3 separate regions of the Homo sapiens genome follow, and all the other regions are linked to region 2. The links are chromatin loops, found by intact Hi-C in ENCODE. Cell type or tissue: heart right ventricle. All regions are shown on one strand. Region 1 overlaps AQR (aquarius intron-binding spliceosomal factor). Region 2 overlaps GJD2-DT (GJD2 divergent transcript). Region 3 overlaps AQR (aquarius intron-binding spliceosomal factor).

The links. Hi-C counts contacts between places; a loop is a spot of excess contacts. Peaks named below come from ENCODE experiments on the same cell type or tissue, not always from the same donor. Only the 100,000 strongest peaks of a DNase experiment are listed, where the experiment ranks them.
Region 1: it touches region 2 in a loop (2.5-fold over the local background); 15 of 110 quality-filtered maps call a loop at or near these places.
Region 3: it touches region 2 in a loop (2.6-fold over the local background); 12 of 110 quality-filtered maps call a loop at or near these places.

Annotation. Positions count from the first base shown.
Region 1 is chr15:34,849,249-34,857,248 of GRCh38, reverse strand. It overlaps AQR (aquarius intron-binding spliceosomal factor), which reads left to right. Exons shown (of 35, transcript NM_014691.3): 35 at 143-5,467. The coding sequence ends at 457. It also overlaps the pseudogene TUBAP11. Among named protein-coding and RNA genes, the nearest start is that of ACTC1, 58 kb to the right of the region's middle. In heart right ventricle, no CTCF peak of the experiment used is centred here; a DNase peak (open chromatin) is centred at 1,186; H3K27ac peaks cover 2,238 bases.
Region 2 is chr15:34,795,639-34,803,638 of GRCh38, reverse strand. The region is part of intron 2 of GJD2-DT (GJD2 divergent transcript); the gene reads right to left. Among named protein-coding and RNA genes, the nearest start is that of ACTC1, 4.1 kb to the right of the region's middle. RefSeq lists an enhancer at 6,472-6,943. In heart right ventricle, no CTCF peak of the experiment used is centred here; DNase peaks (open chromatin) are centred at 4,278 and 7,868; H3K4me3 peaks cover 1,808 bases; H3K27ac peaks cover 5,570 bases; H3K27me3 peaks cover 1,779 bases.
Region 3 is chr15:34,900,866-34,908,865 of GRCh38, reverse strand. It overlaps AQR (aquarius intron-binding spliceosomal factor), which reads left to right. Exons shown (of 35, transcript NM_014691.3): 18 at 2,154-2,321; 19 at 4,361-4,530. Among named protein-coding and RNA genes, the nearest start is that of AQR, 65 kb to the left of the region's middle. In heart right ventricle, no CTCF peak of the experiment used is centred here; no DNase peak of the experiment used is centred here; H3K27ac peaks cover 1,676 bases.

The sequences.
Region 1 (8,000 bases), 54 kb before region 2:
ACCATTGTCATCAGAGGTGTTACATCTGGAGTATAAAATGGTCAGCACTGTTTTGGAGAACTCTAGAATGGTAATGTGAGAGCTTAGCTTTATAAGCTGTTTTTCATATTGGTATTGTCTTTGTTTTTTTTTTTTTAATTAGACTTTATTACAACTACCACCTGCTATGGTAGAAGAGGGTGAGGAAGTTCAAAATCAAGAAACAGAATTGGAAACAGAAGAAGAGGCCATGACTGTTCAAGCTGACATCATACCCAGTCCAACAGACACCAGCTGCCGTCAAGAAACTCCAGCCTTTCAAACTGACACCACCCCCAGTGAGACAGGAGCCACTTCCACTCCAGAAGCCATCCCTGCTTTATCTGAGACCACCCCTACTGTGGTAGGAGCTGTATCTGCACCGGCAGAAGCTAACACACCTCAGGATGCCACATCTGCCCCGGAAGAGACCAAGTAGCCAAACTGTAGTCCTTCTAAAGGAGGACATGGCAGTCAAAAAGTCTGAGTAAAGCTGTTTTTTGTATTTTATATTTGCTTCTGCCATTTTACTGTCACTAATTAATGTTTAGTTCTTATATTTGTTAACTGATTTCGGTGTCTTGAATATATTTTTTTAAATTATGTGTATGAACAATTCTAGTTTCATTTGTTCAATCAGAAGAGCAAATAACCATTCCTTTCATGTTTTGATCACTGAGTGTGTCTGTAATCATACCTACATTAAAATCATTTTCTATGAATATATAATATATACTTCACATTTTTAGTGAACTTCTCTAAAGAAGAGGACAGAATATACTGGACTTAACCACGAATACCCTTGAGTGTCCAAATTGGGAAGGAACTTGTTTCTTCTGTTATACTATCAAATGCTTAAATTCTGTTTCCTTTTTTCTTACCTTTGTTTGCTGTCTTTATGTAAAGATATTATTAGCAGTAAGATACAGGTTTCTTCAATCTATCAAAGTGGTTACATGCATTTCCTTCTCTCAAATCTTAGAATGCCTTAGAATCACCTAAGATGTCTGTTTATTCTTGAGGCACACCTCAGACTGAATGAGTCAGAATCTCAGGATTAGAGCCTAGGAATCTATATTTTAGGAGGTTCTCCACACCACTAATGTTTGGGTTGCTGGCAGAGTGGCATCAGCCAAGGCTGGTTAGGCTGAGCCAGGATTTGTCATCAGCTAAATAGGAGGACTCTGCCAAATCAATCTGGGCAAGAAGCAGGATCCTGAGTCTGGGCAATGAGAGTCAGAGAACTTAACTCCTGTGTGCAGGGTAGAATTTTCCCATGGCAGAAATTCTGAGTTTTCTGCCTTATTTTTCTTGGGATAACCAGCCACAAGGAGACCTTCAGGTAAAATGTGGTTCAAATATGGGAAGGCAGAGGTACCTGGGACCTTGCTACTCAAGTATGATTTGTGAACCAACAGCATCAACATCGTATTGAAGTTTGTTATTTATAGAAATGCAGAAGTTTGGGCTCTGCTCCAAACCTATTAAATCTAAATCTACATTGCAACAAAGTCCCCAGGTGATTCACAGGCACTTTGTAGTTTGAGAAGCACTGTACTAAGATTACTGTGTTGTCTTCACATGAATGAGGCTATAATGTAGAATTACCAGTGAATGTGACTAATGTTTTCTGACAAGGGACCTCTGCTTACAAGGTCCCTGGGCATGGTGCCCAGAACTGGAAAAAAAAAAAAAAAAAAGGAAATGTTTATATGTATGTGTAGAGGGGAAAATTGCCCACTAGTTCTCTATTTCCCATTTTGATCATCTGCTAGAGTATCTAAAGGGGAGGGGAGCATTTACCCCAGAATGTCTCCTCTAGTGCATCCACCTATGGGCCTGGCCATGTCCAAGGAATCTTTGAAGAAACAAGCAAGAACTGCACACTACCATTGAAATCCTTCTGGTCCTGACATTTTGAAGGAATGATTGCTTCATAGGGAAATTAAACCCAGAAAGTCAAGTCAGTTATATTTTTGAGTGACTAGTGTTTGCTCAGCTCTACCAGGCTGTGTTGAATATGGTACAGACTCTCATTTTATGATGTATCCTACTGCATCAGGACATTTGTGTCAATGTCAGGTGATGAGGGGAAATGAAAGTGATGAGACGATGAGAGGAGTGAAATACCAAGGACGCGATACTAGGAAACCCAGGTCTATTTGTTATCAGAGTAAGGATCAAGCCAGATAGCCTGTTATGTAATTTCTCCGATAAAAGATTTTGAAAGCAGGTGCTGTGGGCATCTGTATGGGGAATCGCACTCATAGAATTATTTTCATTTGTAAATATTTGGTATCAGGCCAAGCAAGGGAAAGAAGCTTTACTGTATTACCATCTTTCCTGGAAAAGATTGATTTTTCTCTCTCCCTTAGGGGATATGAGGTATGATACCTGCAACCAAAATAAGCTGGCTGTTAAGTGCTCTCTCCTTAACTATTGTCCAAGCAATGTACATCACTCTTGCCTAGATGAGTGACCATACTTTTTTCTTTGCTGCTTGGTTTTTCTATCACTAAAAAGCAAATTTAGGTGGAAGATGGATGGGTAAGTCCTTTGTCCTTGTCAAAAGAATTTAGAAAGGGTAAAGGTGGTGGGATTTGAATTCTTTTAAACGGTTTATTCATTGGAAAGGCAAGTGAGTGGCAGTTGACTGTAGAATCTTGGGAATTTTTGAAGGAATTTAAGAGCTGTACTTATTTTAAATAATGAGGAAACAATCAGAGAGACTTAACCAGGGTGGCAACTATGGAAGAGTGGGGGTAGAATCCAAGTCTACAGTTCTACGGCACTGCTTTGTTTATTTTTTCAATCAAGCACACATGAGGGATTGCTTAATAAATTCAAGAGTTTTCTATATAGTTTGGGATTACTACAGACACAGGTACTCTAGCCATGTGACTATTTCAGATTAGTGTTCCCATTGCTCTCCATCCTATTTTTCATATCTAAATGTGTCATGATTTTAGAATCTCTTTGTAAAGAAAACCAAAAAGAGCCATGCCCAAAAGAATGAGCATGAAATGAAGCAATTCAAGTATTTAGAATTTCTTCTTCTTTTTTTTTTTTTTTTTTCAAAATTCTGAGTTAAGAAAGTTCATTGCCAACAGTTGAGGATAAATAGCTCTATTGATTTAGGCAAATGAATGAGAAGATTTAAACATCATCAAGACTCCCAAAGTTGGTGTAATAAAAGTTGAGATGTTTTGCTAGATGCTGAGAGAAAAGGCATAAATAGGCCATTTGTGCTCCTGTAAACAAATGAAATTTTGTAATGATCAAGAGACAGCAAGATATTATAAAACACACTTTGGACTCATCGAGACCTGGCTCAGAGTTGTACCTAATTTGCTTATCAGCATTTGGTTAGACCTTAGACAAATTTTATAACCTCTCTAAGCCCATTTTCTTTATCTGTAAATAAAGGAAAAAGATCTGTTTGGATTTGGGACAGGAGAGTTGTCTGTTTTATAGGGTAATGTTTATGAAAATAATTTATCACCTAGGTACTTAGTAAATACCAGTTTCTGTCTCTGTTTTTCTTCAAAGCTTTGTTGACAATGTAGGATATTGCCAACTAATCCTTTGACTTGAGTGCTTAGCCATGCCCCAATCCAGGCAGCATGAAGAATGATCAAGAAGGGGACACCTAGTGGCAGTTGACCTTTGAGGATCTATCTAGGATCAGGTTACTGATTTGGGACCTCTGAATCAGTACATCATAACATCGAGAGTGATCTCTGCCAAAATTAAAATTCTGTCAGAACAGTATAAGCAGAAGGAAGACATTAGGTCTTTCTGAAATATGGAGCTGATAACTTCTATCAGTTCTGAATTCTGTACTGTCCCACCCCCAAATCATCTATATTGTTGCATGTGCTTAGCTTTGTGCCTTGAATTGCTATTTCCTTTTTATCTTGCACTCAGATGGTATTTTTAGAGATGTTTCTTCAATCAAAACAAGATAAAGTTAAAAAAAAAAAAAAAACAGTGACCCTTTTGCATAAGCCAGAAGAGCAGTGCCTTGCTTCCTGTGAAAAATGCTTGGCAGTTAGCCTGTGTAATTATTTAGCAATCATGTTAATAGATGTTTAAGAATAATGGAACTGGAGCTGTACTGAGCCAAGGATGGAAATGAAGACATGTGAGACTATTTTTTCTTCATCCACCGATACTCTTCAGTTACAAGGATTTAATTTAAAAGGGTTTTAATTAAATGGAATCCAGAAGCTTTGGACGCTCCAGTTTTTCTTCTTAGAGACAAACCCTAGCTCAGTTTCCTGGAGCTTGACTCAGAATGCAGCATGGTACTCCGGACTGACAGTGTGCCAGCTTTATTCACTTATCTCTCTACCTTTTGGCTTGCGTTTATTTCAGGGCTGCCTGACATTTTGACCTTATGTACAAAGATGGCCGATACGATTATTTTTCATCATATATTACAGAAAATACTACTCTTGAAAAATACTCTGAGAAATATGTTCTATGGTCAGATAAGTTTGGGAAACAGTGAATTATTGTTCCTCCTTTGCAGAATCACAATGCACTGTTAGCTAATTAAAGACTCTCAGATGTCCCACTGGAAAGAATCATGTTTAGCTTTGTTTAACCTAGCATTTCCCAAACTTATTAGAGCATAAAACTTTGTTTTTGTTTTTTTTTAATAAGATAGGTAGCTATTTCCTTAGAACACAGTTTGGGAAACTTTTTGTTCATTTGTTTTAATAAGATACCTTAGGTAGCTATTTCCTTAGAACACGAGCCGGGTGCAGTGGCTCACGCCTGTAATCCCAGCACTTTGGGAGGCCCAGGCGGGCGGATCACCTGAGGTCAGGAGATCGAGATCATCCGGCCCAACATGGTGAAACCCCGTCTCTACTAAAAAGACAAAAATTAGCCAGCCATGGTGGCAGGCACCTGTAGTCCTAGCTACTGTGGAGGCTGAGGCAGGAGAATCACTTGAACCCGGGATGGGGAGGTTGCAGTGAGCTGAGATGGCGCCACTGTACTCCAGCCTGGGCGACGAGCAAAAACTCCTTCAAAAAAAAAAAAAAAACATAACTTAGGTAGCTATTTCCTTGGGAACCAATATCTTTACATTGGCTAGAACTGTGAATCGCCCTTTAAAGATAAAGCCCCAAAATACATTTTTTTTCCCTACAGGTAACCAGAGGGTGAAGTAACAGCCGAAGAGGAAACCAGAAGTGAAGTGATTTGTACAAAATGTCGTAGTGTAATTTATTGAGTGTCATGTGGTATTAATCGCAACATCCTGAAAATGCAAATGAATAAAAGTTTGGTCAATGTACCATGACATTCCTTCATGTGAGCCTCCTAAGAAAAGGTCACTGAGCATTCTCTGTTTACATTTTAATTTTAGACTCCAGAATTTCACACTAAGTTTTTCTTCTCATTTCTTATGCAGTAAAAGAAGAGTTTGTATTTCCAATGTGTCTGGCTTTCTGTTCTTTAGTTTTTGTTTCCTTAAAAAGTTTAAACTCCAAAAAGAGAAAAGGATTACTTAGCATAACCAATAGAGGTGGTCTGGAAATAATAAAAGAAAATGAAGGCAAATATAAAACATGAAGACAGTTTCCTCGCATAAGAATATTTAACACACAAGGACCCCAGCAGTTACTTTGCATTAAGCATACTGAATTCTTTCTTGATCTCCAGAATAACTGTCCCCACAATCCTCTTCCCCTCTACCTTTGATTTAACATTGTGCACTCTCTCTATTATACTTATCTTTGTGTTGCAACCTAAGTTCAAGAACCTCAAAGGTAGCTGCTTCTCTTTGAAAGATGCCTGGTTTAATATAAAAAGCTCTTTTAAGAGCTGAATTTATTGACATTTTTCGAAAAACAGTTCTGGATGGGAAGTGATCCTTTTCTACTTTAGTTCACTGGTTCATTTGGGCCATTTTTGATTGGTTGGTTGGTTGGTTGCTTAGTTTTTTCCATCTGGTTTCTAGTTCAGTTGTCCACAAAGTGAACTAAAAGTGCTTACTGTGTTACTGTATTTTCATTACCTTTTTGCTTCCAGTGCTAGTTTCTTCTCATCTCAGACTGCCACGAAAATAGCGTGCAATAGGAGTAGACCTTGTTAATTTGCATGCCATTTAGTTGGTTGACTACTTTTCACAGAAGTGAATTGAATTCAATATAATAAAACTTTTGAAGATGTTTATGAAACTAATATTTGTATATCAACAGACTATTGAATGCCAACTCTGTGCCAGGCAGCAATGCCAAAAACAACTCTAGTACTTTATAGATGAGAACACCAAGGCATTGGGTGATTTGCCTGGGACACCACAATTAATTGAACAGGGACTAGAACCATCATGTAACTTTTAGGCAAATTTCTTACCATGCTGCCCTTTAAATTTCTTTGCTTGAGACACATTAAAGAACAGAACAACACCAACTGTGCATGAGTAAGACAAGCCTACTAAATAATTTCTCTTATGGTCAATATACCAAAAAGACTAGGTTGCCAAAATCAGGGTAGAAAATAAAAGGTCTCTAAAAAGAATGTCCCAATGTTTACAATATTTATTCTTACAGGAGAAAGACAAATTAGTATTTGTTTTGGTTTGAAAAAGGAATGAGAAACACATAATAGAAAGGGACTCTGGTAAGTAATACTGTATGCCTAAAAATGCTAATTATCCTAAAGTCATTTTATATTTAAGCAGAAGCAGAACATGTTAAGTAATAATAGTTTTAAAAGTGTGATTTCTGAGTGTGTTACCTTGACTCAGCTTCTCAGGAGAAGTGACCGGGACCTGGTGTCTGCTCCTGTTGCCTTTGTCTCTTAATCCCTAGCCACTATGCGTGAGCACATCTCCATCCACGTTGGCCGGGCTGATGGCCAGATTGATAATCCCTGCTCAGAGCTCTGCGGCCTGGAACACGGCATGCAGCCCGATGGCCAGGTGCCAAGTGACAAGACCACTCGGGGAGATGACTCCTTTAACATCTTCGGTGAGACAGGTGCTGGCAAGCATAAGCCCAGGGCAGTGTTTGTAGACCTGGAGCCCACATTCATTGACAAAATTCACGTTGCCATCTACCACTAGCTCTTCCACCCTGAGCAGCTCATCACAGGCAAGGAAGATGCTGCCAATAACTATGCCCAAGGGCACTATACTATTGGCGAGGAGATCACTGGCCTCATGTTGGACCAAATTCTCAAGCTGGCCAACCAGTGCACAAGTCTTCAGGGCTTCTTGGTTTTCCATAGCTTTGGTTGGGGAACTGGTTCTGGGTTCACCTCCCTGCTGATAGAATGTCTGTCTCTTCATTATGGCAAGAAGTCAAAGTTGGAGTTCATTTACTCAGTGTCCCAGGTTTCCAAAGCTGTAGTTGAGCCCTATAGCTCCATTCTCACCACCCACACTACCCTGGAGCGCTCTGAGTGTTCCTTTGTGGTAGACATCTGTCATAGAAATCTCAATATTGATTGCTCAACCTATCAATAGCTAGTGAAGTCTCTTTAACTTTAACTGCCTTATTCATCAGTTTATGCCCTCTATGCTTCCCTTAGAGTTGATGGCTTCCTGAATGCTGATCCCTGTTATCTCTGCTGAGAAAGCCTATCATGAAGAGCTTTAGAGCAGAGATCATCAATGCTTGATTTGAGCCAGCCAACCAGATGATGAAATGTGACCTTCGCCATGGCAAATGATGGCTTCCTGCCTGTTGCACTGTGGTGACACCATAAAGATGTCAATGCTGCTTTACCACCATAAAGACCAAGCACAATATCCAGTGTGTGGATTGGTGTCCCACTGGTTTCAAGGTTGGCATTAGTTACGAGCTTCCCATGGTGGTACCTGGTGGAGACCTGGCCAAGATACAGAGAGCTGTGTGCATGCTGAGCAATACCACAGCCTTTGCTGAGACCTGGGCTCACCTGGACCACAAGTTTTGACCTGGTGTATGCCAACCATGCCTTTGTTCACTGGTACATTCGTG
Region 2 (8,000 bases):
AGGGAAGAGGTGTTGTAGGCCACTCCCCCATCACCCTCTTTCTACCCTCATCCCTCTCTCCTCCGCCTCGCCCACTACCTTGAGTCAGCAGCTTAGTGATGCGATCCTTGGGTGGACACCAGAAATGGTCAATTATGCCAATCTAAGAGATCAGCTCAAATTAAAGCTTCAGGGCTCTCCCTCTGAAACTTCAAGAGAGGGGCTCCGGACTCCTTATCATCACTGAACAGGGAACACAGAAAGTAGATGGCTACATACATTGGTGAAGGAATGAGCCCAGTGTGAATCTTTTGTGAAAAATATAAGTAGTGTGCTGTAATATTAAATTCACTAGAATCTCTCACTGGAAAATTGCATGTTTAAAGAGAGTTTGCAAAAACATTAACTGAATAGAGAGCACTTTGCTTGTTCATCCTTAAAGAATGTTCTCACCTTAGGGTTACCCAACCATTGCAGGTATTTCTTTGATGATGTAGTATTTTACTCTGTTCTGTCCTTTGGGTCATGCTCAAGGTTGTTCTGATCACTTTTCAAGGCCCATATCATAGTTTAATGGCTGATTATTTTCTCTTCTCAGTCCTCAAAGGCTGGCTCTTCTCTCTGGAATATCATAAGCCATAGGCCTACTTATTTGGATGGGTGCCAGCATTCACGCACAAGTAACGGCTTAAGAAGGCTTTTCAGTTGTTTTTATTTTGTACGTACAAGTTCTGTAGGTACACAGTGCTAGCTTTAGATAAAGCCTTTGTTATTATTTTTAATTTATGAAATTAAATAAGAGGTGGTTAAGATGAACTGGTTATCTGTAGTCTAAATTAAGAACAATTTTGATAATAAAATAGCTGTAAAGATGTTTTTCTAAAAGAAGTGCTTTCAGACCCTCCACATGAAGACAATGCCTTCAGCAGTATATTCATATGGTTTAGTTTTATGTTTGTGGTAGACCAGTTTTTAAACTACAAGTTTGAAACAGTTCAACAGCTGACTTGGAAACCAGAACCCACCCTCTGAAATACATAAGTGGGATATATAAAGATGGTATAATCCCAAGGGCAGAGCCTGCTCTGAGTTTGACATTCTTTAGTTCCAGCTGTTGACTAGAGATAATTTACTTTATAATAGTAGGACCAAGAAATGCTTTTAATGCAAATTCTTTGCATTGCATGTCTCTCTTTGAAGAACAAGTGGACATTCTTGCAGACTACCAGAATAGGAGGCTGTTTGTCTTTTCTCAGCCCAGCGGCTATAAGTAGATATGGAAGCCAAGGCCTTATGAATTTTATGCCACATTTAGTTTTATTTTAGGGAGGTTACAATATAGAGCTTTACTGTTTTTTCCTAGTTTATCACAATAAACACATACTATATTAATAATGAGGGAAATATTGTTTTAAATTGCCAGTTGTACTTACCATGTTAAGAGGAAAATCAAAATGACATTATAGTTTACAGGTAATGGGTTTTTTTCATTAAGCAATATATGCTATTTATTTATTTATTTATGTTTGAGTCAAGGTCTTGCTTTGCCGCTCAGGCTGCAGTGCAGTGGTGTGATCACAGCTCACTGCAGCCTGGACATCCCAGGCTCAAGCAATCCTTCCACCTTAGCCTCTGGAGTAGCTAGGACCACAGGTGTGCACCACCATGCCCAGCTAATTATGTATTTTTGTAGAGATGGGGGTTTCGTCATGTTGCCCAGACTGGTCTTGAACTCCTGGATTCAAGCAATCCACTTGCCTCGGCCTCCAAAAGTGCTGGGATTACATGCATGAGCCACCACACCTGGCCTATGCTTTCACTGGGATGGAAAAAACTACAGATATATACGCAAGTCATGGCAGACTCTTAGCTACTTGTAAAATGGCCATCCCAATTGTAATTTCAAATGTTCTCCATTGTTCCTACAAATTCATTCTTATCTATCTATTCATTCATTCTTTGTTTTGTCCCACACAAGATTTATGCCAGCTTACAAAGATAGAGAGAAAAATGAAAACTAAATTAGAAGAAAAATAAAAATAAAAAATAGAGATGGGTGTGTAAAACAGATCAAAATGACCTATAATCGCTGTAACAATTGGGCCACATATGTGGTTCTCTAAAATTTTTCTTAGCCAACACCAAAAGTGAAACCTTAGCTGGTCACTAGATTCAGGGAACACAAATCAAAACAAACTAGTTCGTTGGTAGATGTGCTTCTGCCCTTGGTACCAGAGTCAGACAGGGAATTCTCCCAAGGAGGCTTATAAAGAAGATTGTGTCCTATGATGAACATCCATGAAAACATCCTTACAATGTCCTTACAATAGAGATGGTGACCTACTCTTACACAGCCCCTCAACATAGGCTGGTGACATCATATCAAAGAACAGTTGGGGCTGGGCACGGTGGCTCACACCTATAATCCCGCACTTTGGGAGGCCAAGGCAACTGGATCACCTGAGCTCAGGGGTTAGAGACCAGCCTGGGCAACATGGGGAAACCATGTCTCTATGTACAAAAAAATTAAAAACAAAACAAAACAAAGAGAACAGTTGGGTAAAAATGGATTCTACAGCTGGAAGTCTGCCCAGCTTCATCTAGAAACTGACCATGTTGACCATATACACATAGAAAGTGGCAGGATAGTGCCAGCCTCTAGGAAATTCTCAGGAAATGTCAACAATTAGTGTTACCATCACCAATATTGTGTGTCAGATGAGTGCTTGATCTTTGCTGGGGAAGAGATGGGCTCTACATGATGCAGGTGAGTGAAAGCAGCCTGCAGGAGGTTTTCTGAGCTCACAGTTCTTACTACTGATGCACGTCTCCCAGCCCTTCTGCTTGCAGGTCAGGCTTAGATCAGACATTGTCATGGTTGGGCTCTCCAGGAAAGATGGATTTGCTCCAGGTAATACTTGAAACACTGAAACTCCATAAATAAAGTCACTGCCAGTGTGCAGAGCAAGTCAAATCTGAGCTAAGAGTAGTAACTTCCAAGCAGAAACTCATGGGCGTGAGCATTTCATTCTTGACAGACAAACTCCTTTTAAGGAATTTAAAAGGCTATCTAGAAATCCTTTCTGATTCTTTCCCGCTGACGTCACCAGGATAGAGGAGACTGAAAATGTGGTCTTTAGTCTGAGTGCGGTGGCTCACGCCTTTAATCTCAACACTTTGGGAGGCCGAGGCGGGCAGATCACTTGAGGCCAGGAGCTCGAGACCAGCCTGGCCAACATGGTGAAACCCTGTCTCTACTAAAAATACAAAAATTAGCCAGGAATGGTGATGTGTGCCTGTATTCCCAGCTACTCAAGAGGCTGAGGCAGGAGAATAACTTGAAACTTGCAGTGAGCTGAGATTGCCCCACTGCACTCCAGCCTGGGGGACAGAGCAACGCTCTGTCTCAAAAAAAAAAAAAAAAAAAAATGTAGTCACCAGGATCCAGAGAAGCATCTTCCTTCTATGTTCCCTTCTATGTTCTCCCTCCTCCGTGCCCCTTCCTCCTTCCCCTGCCCTCCTTTTCTGAGTCTTATTAAATGGTTCATTACAGTTGGTCCTATCATGTTAGAAGACAGTGACGGCTGGGACCTGCCAAGAACAGAATCCATCTGGGGCCAAATACCCTCTGCCTGGGTTAATCCCCTTGGTGGTTGCATATAAAACACGGGGAAGTATGCTGTGAAGATTAGCCATGCCTCATATATTGGACTCTGAACACCAGGATGTGTGGGGGCCTGCAGCCCTCACCATCATGTCACTTTCTCCTTTCAATGAAAACTGAAACCCAGATCCAGCCAGAGGGCAGTGGGGGTGAACAAATGTGTAGGCAAAGAAAATAGGAATGTTTAGGAAGGCTAGATCCTCCCCCCGGTCTGATCTAAACCGAGGCTCTCCCTCCCCCGGCACACAGAATGCAGGAGGGACAGGAGGTGATGGGGAGGGCTCATGGGGAGGAATTAAGTGTGGCTCTGTCTGTTTCTGGCTTCTCTGTAAATACTGTGACACCTCCGAACGGAGGAACAGCTGAGATAAGTGACTGCTAATCCCCCAGTGCCGGGGAGGAGGCTGGGCCGCTCCCTTCCAGATCCCAGCAGATGGTGGATGAAACAGACTTCCCCCGAGGCAAGGGCAGTGGGAACTGTCCCACCTTCTGTTCCTTCAGTTTGCCCTGCACGTCTCCCTCATGGCCAGTCCACGCCGAAAAGGGCTTCACTGGCCCTCAAGAGCCCTGGGGACCCGCCCCAGCTCTGCCATCCCACTGGGATCTACAAGGTCAGCCAACCTGGACTCCAGCCAGCACTGGCAGCTTGGGCAGCATCCAGCAAAGCTCTGTGGGCTTCAGAGAGAACAGCCAAGCAGTGCGGCTAAGTTTTTCACTCTGCAGAGAAACATACCTAGGGGAGAACAGTGAGGGCTCATTTAAAATGCAGATTCAATCTTCCAGGGTGGAACCCAGGAATCTGAATTTCTATGAGGCAGTCTAGGTAATTTGGCTGGAGGCGGTTCTAGCATCACATTCTGAGAAATAGCAGACCAAGTATATGTGAAGGTATTTTTGGTGGTGGTTGGGAATAGGGCTTAAAATCAGGTGCCTGAGTTTGAATTGTCACTCCACCATTTGCTCACCTGTGTGACCTCAGACAAAAAAGGCTCAGTGGTTCCCTACCTCATAGGATATAAACTGGTCTTTCTCAAACTGCAGGAAGCACAATTTAGTCACAATTAGCAATAAAAAAAATAACACTCGGAGACTGCACAACAATGTGAATGCACTGAACACTTTTGAACTCTGTATTCCTAAATGGTTAAGATAGTAAATTTGATATATGCATATTTTACCATAATTAAAAAAAAATCTAGAATGTACCAAAGAGGAGATGTCATTTTTTTCTTCTTTGTTTTGTAATTTTTTTTGAGATGTCATTTTTATATGCTTAAAAAGCCAATCTCAATTTTCAAATTAAGTGGATCTGTAAAAAGTAGTTTAAATAAAACTCAGTCATGAAATCTTACTTTCCTGTTGGTTTACATTTTAAAATATATAAAATAGGGTTCAAAGTTTTTAAAATGTGGAAATCAAGGCCAGGCTTGGTGGCTCATGCCTGTAATCCCAGCACTTTGGGAAGCTGAGGCTGGCAGATCAGTTGAGCCCAGGAGCTTGAGACCAGCTTAGGCAACATAGTGAAACCCCGTCTCTTCAAAAAATACAAAAATTAGCGGGGTGTGTTGGCATGTGCCTGCAGTCCCAGCTGTTTGGGAGGCTGAGATGGGAGGATCAGCTAAGGTGGGAGAATCGGCTAAGGTGGGAGGATCACCTGAGCCTGGGAGGTTGAGGCTGCAGTGAGCCCTGATTATACCACCGCACCTGATTATACCTGGGTAACAGAGGGAGACCCTGTCTGAAGCAAACAAACAAATACATAAAAATAAAATAAATAAAATGTGGAAATTGAGTGGTAATACAAATAGTAAATATCAAACAATCATAAATTTTTAAGAAATAAGCATTCGTTCTTGCTACACACATAACACATATGAAAATACACTGTTTTGAGTGTTAGGCAATGAAATTGAGCGGAATAGGAAACACATTTTTCAAACATTTTAAGGGTGAATATTGTTTCACAAAACTGCTGTTGTGTCCTGCACTGTTCTACTGGCCTCCCACTAGAGCCAATGGTCCTGAGATGAGGGGGCTGGAAGTGGCCTCCTAGATCCCCGAAGCCTGTGCGAAGGACAAAGGTCAATAATCATGGTTTTCCATTCCTGAGAGTCTTTGCACCTATAGCAGTCATAGTGGGAGTCTCTCACCAGCCACTCCCATGCAGAAACTCTTTCTCTCACACAAATGTTCATAAACTTCAGTTCTGCTCTACTTTTAAAAACGAACAACACATCCTGGGGAAGGCTTTCTCGGCAACTCTTTCAGACCTCCATTCCCTTTTTGTGACTATCCTGCTGATACCTCTTCTTCCCTCCCAGTTTGTGCCATAGCTGTCTGACTTTTCTGTAATTGCCACGGAGGATGAGTCCTGCTCTGTTTTATTTATCACTGAATCCTTAACTAGCACAGTTCTTGTCCTGCAAAGATTTGCTGAATCAATGAAGAATGAAATCAACCTGATTCTTTAAAAGGCAGAGCTACTACTGCCTCCAAAAGTATCATTATTACACATACAATTTGCTTTGTATCTTCCATATTACTTACAGCATTTGTTTCTAACTATTACAATACACAATAACTTCTGCAACAAGTGTTATGGTATCACTTTTGAGAGGGAAAACTTGGGGCTTGGGAAGGTTAAGTGTCTTGCTCAAGACCAAACAGATAGTTAGTAAGTGATAAAGGCAGCATTTGAGCCCAGTTCTGTCTGGCTCTGACACCAGTCCCATTTCTCCTTTTCCTTGGTTTTTCTATATTTTCACGAGACAAGGCAGTTCTACTCTTGGCATCCTGTCAATAAACATTTTCACTGTAAAATGCCTGCTGTGCTGCACAGAGTAATCTCAGCCAGGTCTCTTACCCGACCCCACCACACAGCTGCCCATCGCGTTTCTTCTCCAGACCAACCCAAACATGGTTGGGGAGTTCAGAGGGGAGGGCCCAGCATTCCCCAGTCGGGACAAGTATCTAATCAGCAGGCCTCCTCAGCATATCAGCCCAAGACCACTCTAGAGAGAGATGCCAGTGCCCAGTTTTCTATTTTTAACTGGTGTGAACTGGAGGAAAAACACAAGCATTAAAAATCAAAGCTCCAGTCAAGAACTGAGAATGCAGGGCACCCCAGGGCAAACTAGTGATCTGTGTCCTTCTTACATCTCCCTCTTCCTTCTCCCTCTCCTCATTTCATGTCATTTTTCTTTTTCCTTCTCAAAAGTTCAAGATCCTGCAAAATCTGTTTTCCACAGAGGAGATGATATCTGTCATTTATGCCAATGCTTCTCACACTTTAATGTACATACCAAGCAAATGAGGATCTTGCTGAAAAGCGGATTGGGATGGCTCTTGAGATTGCATTTCTAGCTCATTTCCAGGTTATGACAATACTGCTTGTCCATGGGCTGCACTTTGAGTAGCAAGGATTGGTGTAGTCCTATAGTTTAAGTTGTTGCTATGTTCTCCATCAAAGTATTTGCCTTTGCAGTCTTGTCTCCACCTGGAGTGAGGGCCTCTGCCCCCAGTTTAAAGATGCTCATCTCCCCACCATCAAGTGGGCAAGCTACTTTTGGCATTTGTTCCTTTATTCACTTTGGCAGCAGGGGATCCTTTTCTGGCCTGAAGACCAGAGTCTGAATTTGAGCAAAACCCTGCAGCATGGATGAGGGCTACCCAATAACTGGGCTGGGGTAAACCTGGTCCCTTCTCCAGCAAGACTTGGCCAAGCTCTCACAGAAACCCTTTTCTGACTCTTCCCTGGCCAGACCCTGATCCATGCATGGGTTGGAACTCGGGTGGCCTTGGTTAATCTCAGCTTTCTGACCTAGATGAGCCCAGCACCAGCTCTCTGAGTAAAGCCATTCAGGCTGGCGGGGACTAGACCAGAAGGGTGCCCTGTCCTGGGTGCCCCTTTTGCAGCCACTCAGATGTGCTGCTGCGGTGTCCTTTGTGCTGGTGGCAGCCCTGGAAGATGAGAAGCCGCTGTTGCTCCCCTGCTGCCCTGGCCCAGCTGTCAGGACCCCTCAGCAGAGGGCAGGGCGCCAAGCCTTCCCACTGCATGTGGCTTATTGTCCCCAAGGCTGGCAGGGCTGCGGAGGACCGAATCCACAGACCATCCAGGGAGCACCCACACCCCAGAAAGGGGGAGGGGTGGGCTGGCGTCACTTAGTCTTCCCCTGCCCCCTACCCTTCAGCGCCTGCCCCTCCCCAGCTCCCTATTTGGCCATCCCCCTGACTGCCCCCTCCCCTTCCTTACATGGTCTGGGGGCTCCCTGGCTGATCCTCTCCCCTGCCCTTGGCTCCATGAATGGCCTCGGCAGTCCTAGCGGGTGCGAAGGGGACCAAATAAGGCAAGGTGGCA
Region 3 (8,000 bases), 110 kb before region 2:
CTGAGATAACTTACTGGGTACCCCCAGAAGTAGTAGATAGTTGGAATTTTGTTTATTTTAAAGGACTCTATAGGAATTTATAGATGAGAGGTCTGCATTTTGGTGTTAAGGAAAACAAAAGGATGTTTAAAAACAGGCCACTTCCCCCATTACTGACTGCTTTCAGAAGGACATGAGACAGTCTTTTTTTCTTTTAAACATCAGCCTCTGGTAGAATGAGAACTGGACAGGGTACATTTTGATGGGCAAGATAGGGCACAATAGGGTATTGTGGGATGAGTGATAATCTGGGGTATGATGGAGAGAAAAGTGTTTTATGGGAGGCCTGGGCCAAAAACCAGCCCCTATATTGATCACAGATAGGGTAGCCAAATAGAAAATGGAGTAAAAAGGAGAGATTCTGTAAACAATAATACATTTTTTTTTTTTTTAGACGGAGTCTCACTCTGTCGCCCAGTCTGGAGGGCAGTGGCACAATCTCGGCTCACTGCAACCTCCACCTCCTGGGTTCAAACAATTCTCTGCCTCAGCCTCCCGAGTAGCTGGGATTACAGGCACCCGCCACCACGCCCAGCTAATTTTTTGTATTTTTAGTAGAGACGGGGTTTCACCATCTTGGCCAGGCTGGTCTTGTGATCCACCTGCCTCAGCTTCCTAAAGTGCTGGGATTACAGGCGTGAGCCACCGTGCCCAGCTGAATATTGTTTTATAAAAGTAAATTTTAAAGATTATTAAACTAAATACCATAAAACATTCCTTTTGTCCCTTTGAAAAGGTGTGAACCTCAAGCCCTTATCTTCTTCAATATTCTCATTTAAAGTTAAGGAAACAGAATTCATGAAATGGAAATGCCAGATTTGCTCCAGAAAGCACAGCTAGGATAGGGTGGATACAAATGGTTGCAAGGAGAGAGACATATAGGATTTTAAAAAATGTGGATCTAAGATGTCCCAGAGTAAAGTGGTTTGTTTTAGGAAGGAACAAGAGGTCATCCCTCAGTGATGCCAAAAAGTAACTCCTATCTTGGGAGAGGATAAATGACTTCTCAGGACCACTTCTTTGGCTGTAAGACTTAGAAGTTTTAATGAGCTGTGCAGATCAGACATCACACAGGTAGTACAACTCAGAGAGTAGGATGATTCCCATTCATTCTCATTACTTCTCTTGCTGCTTTGCATAGAATTTATTGGGAAATAATTAAGTCAGTATTATGAATAGAGTTATTATTTCTACCTTTACCCATACTCTAACCAGTCCCCCAATTAAAACAAACCAAAATATTTTCAGTACTATTAGCCATATGCCCACATTGTTGATTTGATTTCATTGTGTTTGTTGTTAACAAGGTTGTGAGCAAGCAGACTGTTTACATTTACATTTATGTCATGTAATGGCTAACAAAAACATCAGAAATGGAATGAAGATTAAGTGGTGTAGCATTACATGCTGTGAGGTCTAATTTTATAATCCTTGTCTTCCAGTTTCTCTACTTTTAATAGAGCTGGGAAGCCATTTGAGTTCTTTATTGGGTCTAGTGACCAAGAAGCTGTGGACTCTGGCACAAGTCTCCTTTTTCTTGACATTCACTTATAAAAATGTTCACGATTTGCCAACTGAAACTGTATATATTCAGCCATCTTTCTCAAGATCATACCTGTAAACAATACTTTTTTGCCTTGATTAATTATTCTTGAGTTGACCTGTTTTAGTGAAATACAATTAGGCTGTCTTTGGAATGACACTGATAGATAGTTTAAACTGATATTAAAAACCTGCTAAATATGCTATAGATGGATTATATGCCAGCCATATTTTTGGTTACTTATTAAGATTGTTAAAAATAAGAATGATGACGAACATCCAATTTTGGAGCTGTAGCATGACTTGGAGGGCTTATTCAGTAATATATTCATGGCATGAATGTTTCTAATTTTAATATAAAGAAGTTTTCATTTCAATTAATGCTATGAAATATTGAGTATTAAAGATTATAGAAAAGCCCATAATTGTGTTACAATGCGATAATAATCATTGGTCACTCAACGGTATCTCTCTACCAAAGATAAGAGGTAGAGAGGCAAATAAGAATTTGCCTACAAAAGACTGAAAACAATGAAATTCTAATAAATGAAAATGTCTTTATATCTTACCAGGTCTTCGTAAGCATGATGTATGCTTTTTAATTACCGTACGTCCCACAAAACCTTATGGCACTAAGTTTGACCGGAGGAGACCTTTTATTGAGCAGGTTGGCCTGGTTTATGTCAGAGGCTGTGAAATTCAGGGCATGCTGGATGATAAAGGACGTGTCATTGAAGATGGTATGGTGACCTATATTTTTGAAAGAGTATGTGTATAGAATGATAAATTTCTTTGCCTTTTTCCCTTTTTGCTTCTTAGGTAATATTTTTTAGTTCTTTTACCTACTAAATTGACACAAAGGATTTTGTATCAAATATGTGTAGGGTACCTACCGTGCAGTTTTAGATATAGGTAACATGGTTTCTCACTGTGTCACACAGGCTGGAGTTCAGTGGCACAATCTCGGCTCACTGCAACCTCTGCCTCCTGGGTTCATGCGATTCTCCAGCCTCAGCCCTGCTAGTAGCTGGGACCATAGGCACGTGCGACCATGCCCGGTTAATTTTTGTAGAGATGGGGTTTCCCCATGTTGCCCAGGCTGGTCTCAAACTCCTGAGATCAAGCACTCCACTTGCCTCGGCCTCCCAAAGTGCTGGGATTACAGACATGAGCCGCCACCACACCCAGACAGTTTCAGAACTTCTATGTTAGATATTGGAAAGGACAGGATCTTTTTCTTTTTTTCCCCCCAAGACGGAGTTTTGCTCTGTCAACCAGGCTGGAGTGCAGTGGCGCGATCTTGGCCCACTGCAACCTCTGCCTCCCAAGTTCAAGCAATTCTGCCTCAGCCACCCCAGTAGCTGGGATTACAGGTGCCTGCCACCGCGCCTGGCTAATTTTTGTATTTTTAGTAGAGACAGAGTTTCACCATGTTGGCCAGGCTGGTCTCGAACTCTGGGACAGGATCTTTTGAAATCATCTTTATTCAAAGCTTTTTAAAATATGTAATACTTTACCATATTTTTTTTAAGAAACACTCTAAATATCTCTTACAGTTGTCCAAGCTTTTTTGTGTTCAATGATATATTTTTTCTTCTTAAATTTGACTATTTTAATTCATTGTAGTGGTGGTTCTTAATTGGGAACAATACTGTCCTGCGTTTGAAAATGCATAGTGATATTTAGGTTTTCAAATGACCGGGATAGAGGTGAGGAATGGCAGGCTCTTGGCATTAGGTAACTGTGAGCCAAGGATGCTAAACATCTGAACAGAAATAAAAGAAGGAATTATCCTGCATAAGATGCCAACTTTACCGCATTTAAAAACACTGCTTTACAAAATTAGTCAGTTATTTGATTTCTTATGTGTATCACTTATTATCCCTTTGAAATTCTTTCTTCTGTTGTCCTGACTTCCTTTATAATACTTATTATTAAATTACAACTGCATACATGTCTAGTGCTTATTTTACAATTTGGTTGTTGTACTTCTTTTGAAACTTTAGTCAGTTTATGCTATCTGTGGTTTAGAGATTATATCATTGCTAAACTGCTGATGATTAAGTTATTTATCTCTAGAATGAGAGGAAATAGGAGAAGGGAATGGAAAATGGATGGAATAAGCATAAGGCCACATAATGGAACCAAAGTTCGAGGTCTAAGACCCCCCCTTCCCCCCACCCCCCCCAAAAAAGAGGAGATATGTCAGAGAGGAAAGAAAAGGCTCTGGGCTTTCAACCATTAGTATCCTACATTTCTGTGTATGTGAAATTTCTTTTCATGCTGGTTATACTAGGTATGGAATGTGGAAGGATGAGAAAAGTGATGAACCTCTGTCAAATTAAGGAATTAATGAATAGAAAACTATGCCTTAAATTCTAAAATACATATATTTAATTAGAAAATATTTATTGAATACTTACTATATGTAAGGCAGTAGTGGGAGCTATGAGTGACAAAAGTAAAGATAAGTTCTTTGACTTCTAAGTACTCCTATTTTAGTTGAGTGTGTGTACAAATTATTGCAAGTCATGGTGTTGCATCGTAAACATTACATGACTGCTATGGAAGGAAATAGTAAGAATTTAGAGAAAGAAGAAAATACTTTCAGCATCTTAGAATTTGAAGTGGGTGAGTGGAGGGCATTCTACTTTGGGAAGAATGGTTGGAGTTAAGCCTGAACCATTTACTCACCATTTCTAGAAAAGAAATACTGTTAACTTATTTTGATATTTGAAAAATACATATTTTATTTAACAAACTTTTTCAAATTGTCCAGGACCTGAACCCAGACCCAATCTTAGAGGAGAATCAAGGACATTTAGAGTGTTTTTGGATCCAAACCAGTATCAACAAGATATGACCAATACTATACAAAATGGAGCAGAGGATGTGTATGAAACTTTTAATATAATAATGAGGAGAAAACCAAAGGAAAATAACTTTAAGGTAATTTGGGGGTATGTAACTAAAAGTACTATGTCATAATTTAAGTAACTTTTATGACATAAATACAGAGATATTTGGTTAGAGGAAGATTTGTTAAGAAAAAAATAATGACTGCTTTTATTTTTACTATAAGCAATCCTCTTAAACTTTTAACAAAATGATGAAATATAAAAATTTAAAGAAATTGATTTCTTAAATCTATTTTGTCTTTTGAGGAGTTTAAAAACTTAAAATATAGATGAATCCAAGTGTTATTCTAAAGGTCCACCTCCTTTTTTGCTTTTTGTATATTAGGTATTCAGTTAATGCCCTATTATGAAGTGAAGAAAACTTGCTTACTTGTTTACTGGGGCTTCTTTTTTGAATCAAAAGTAGGTATACTTCCAGGTCACTTTAAGAATACAGATATGGAATCTCAAGGCTCTGAATTACTATACGTTATAATATATTTTTACTCATTAGTAGGAAAGGGAGGTTTGGTGGCTCAAAGTTCTACTTTTAGAATAACTTTGTGGGGAGAAGAGTTTTAGTAAAGGATAGTTTTAAAAACCATTATTTGAAACTATATTATAAAACTTAAACATTGAACAGTTCTAGCATTTGATACATGTAGCTTTTGCAGAAAGAGTGCCTTTCTTTTCTCTTTCTCCCAAAGTGCAGTACTTCTTAGACATTCCTATCATTTTATTACTTTTATGTAACCCTGTTGTTGTGATTTTTTAAGAAAATCTTTTGAACAGCAGAACTTGTTCTTCATCTCTCCCTGTTGTTGAACACAAATGGAGATATCCTTAATTTCTCTTTATCTCATACTCTACCTCTAATCTATCAGTAAGTCTGATTAGCTCATCACCTCTGCTGATGCCATGTCCAGGACACCTTTATCTCTCATATCCCTGCCTCCTTTCTTGTCTATTCCTCCCCTTACACATGTCCACATAATGGCTGAATAATCCTTTTAAAATGTGAAGTATACCTTGATTTGATACCCCCACTTAACATTCTTTAATGGTTTCCCATCACATTAGAAAGTTCCTACCATAATCCAAAAGGCCCTCTCATTATCTGTCTTCTGGTGTCCTCTCCAACATCATTTTCTAACACTTTTTCCTATTCACTCCATGTCAGTCACACTGTCCTTTTTGCTGTTTTTTAAAATAATCCAAGACTTTTCACATGGTGTTCCTTTTACTTAGGTAATTATCCCCAGGTATTTACATAGTTCTTTTCCTCACCTGACATGGGCAACTGTTTTTCAATGTCACCTCCTAAGAGAAGCCTTCCCTGGCAACCTTACCTAAAGTAGCATCTTCCCTTCTCATCATTTTCTACCCTATTACCTTTATTTTTCCTCAGAGCCTGTATCATAACTGATGATTATACATTTGTTATGTATCTGAATTCTTCATTAGAAAGCAATGAAGCAAGCAAGTCTATGAGGGCAGGGTCTTTGTTTTGTCTGCCAGTGTATCCTTAGCACCTAGAACTGTGCCTGTTATATAGTATGTTCTTAATAAACATTTATTGAGTGATCGAAGGATGGAGAAATCTAAGAGTTTCCAAGTTTTATAGTACCTTTGACTGTCACAGTTGGTCAGTTTTCAGTAAATAAATCTCAGTTACTTCACTGAAAACTAAAACATTGTTTTCTTATATTCATTTGTTTGACTATTTAGTGCCTACTGTAAGTCAGATATTGTGCTAAGATGAAGCTTATGAAGATGAATCAGACACAACTTACACCTTTAGAGAAGCTAGAAATATAGACAGATGCCTACCATGAACAGTTAGAAGGTACCAAAAGCCATAAAAAGCCTGTGGATAAAAGTGTCCTGAAAGTTCAAAGGAGGCATTTAGTTTCTGATCCAAGAAAGAGGGGGAATGATTAACTTGCCTATGTTTAGGAAAAAAAGAATGCTCTTTTGGTTTCTTTGGTGTTTCATTATGTATCTGTGTAGCATCTCTCATTTATTGCCTTTTCTCTTTTCCAGTTTGTACAACCTGTCCTAATCTGGATACTTTATTTTTTGCCTAGACAGTTATAGTAGCCTCCTCTTTGTCTACCCTTGAGTCTCCTCATAGCCAGTCACCTGTTTTTCATGTTTCCTCCTACTGTGTGACACTGATCATTTTACTCTCCCTCTCAGAACATTTCTTTGACTTTCTATTCATGATGAAATAAATCAAAGCTCCTTCACAAATCTTTTACTTGAGTTCAATAAAAATGCCACTTTCCTCCATGAAACCTTTCCTAATGTTAAGTGTCCCCTGCATCCATCTCTCTGATTTACTGTGAACTTTGTTCCCACTGTATTTTGTAACATTCTTTACTATTTACCATTCTGCTGCTTTGTGTTACAGTTAAGGACATATTTTATCTTGCTACTAAAACTGTAATTTCCTTAGAGGGCAGAGCCCTGATCTTATTCATCATTGTTAGGTGAATATACTCATTTGGGTATTCATTCATTCACCCATTCCATATTTAAACTGTTCTAGATCCCTACTCTTGTGGGAATTATATTTTAGTAGGGATTAAACAAATGATAGTAGGGATAGTAGGGATAAAACAAATAACCAAGTACCTGAACAAGAGAATGTCAGGTACTGGTAAGTGTAAGAACATAAAGCAAGGCAACATGATTAAGGGTGTGATTAACATATACTATCTTATCGTTTTCAAAAGTTGTATAACAGTTATGATTTAAAAATGGTCGGTTTGGTTATTTTATTCTTTGAAATTAATAGCCTAGCCTCCAAATTTCTATATGTGAGATAGCTCACTTTGTTGAAATGATTTTTGGAAAGTCTAAGAATTTCCCTTGGCTTTTTGTAATTATTTTTGACAGCATATATGCTAACTACTATAATGACCTTTTGTTGTAGTCCTGATTCTTTCCTTCTGAAATTTTATTTGATATTTCCTTTATTTTTATCATTTTGTTCGCTTTTTTATTTCTTCTCACAGTCTTAATTTTAATATTTCTAAGTTGTGACGTTTCATCACAATTGAAGCATACATTAATGTGCTTCTGGTTGTGGGTGACTTTAGCATTAAAGAACTATGGAATATAAAGAGGGAAAAATTCCAGGAGTTACTGAGAGGAAGTATTTTCTTTAAGGGTTTGTTCTATATTGTTTTTTTTACTGCTGTGTCCACCTGAGTCTGGTTTTCATCCTACTCAATAGGAGTCAAATGGTAAATTTATTTATGTCATTCTGTCTAAGCGAACTCTTAACGGATAAACTGTTCTTGCTAAGTTTGGTCTTTTGTTTAACTCAGTGTGTGGTATCAGCTGAAAATATAGCTGTTGATTCAGTCTAGCCAAGCACCTGTCAGCCAGCGGAAAATAGCTTCTTGCTCTGAAACACTCGGGAATTCTGGATTAGTGCAGCCAGCTCTGCATTCCAGTAAGTGCAAATGTTGGAGATGTCATACTGACACAATCTTTTTCTGTCCTTTTACTGAC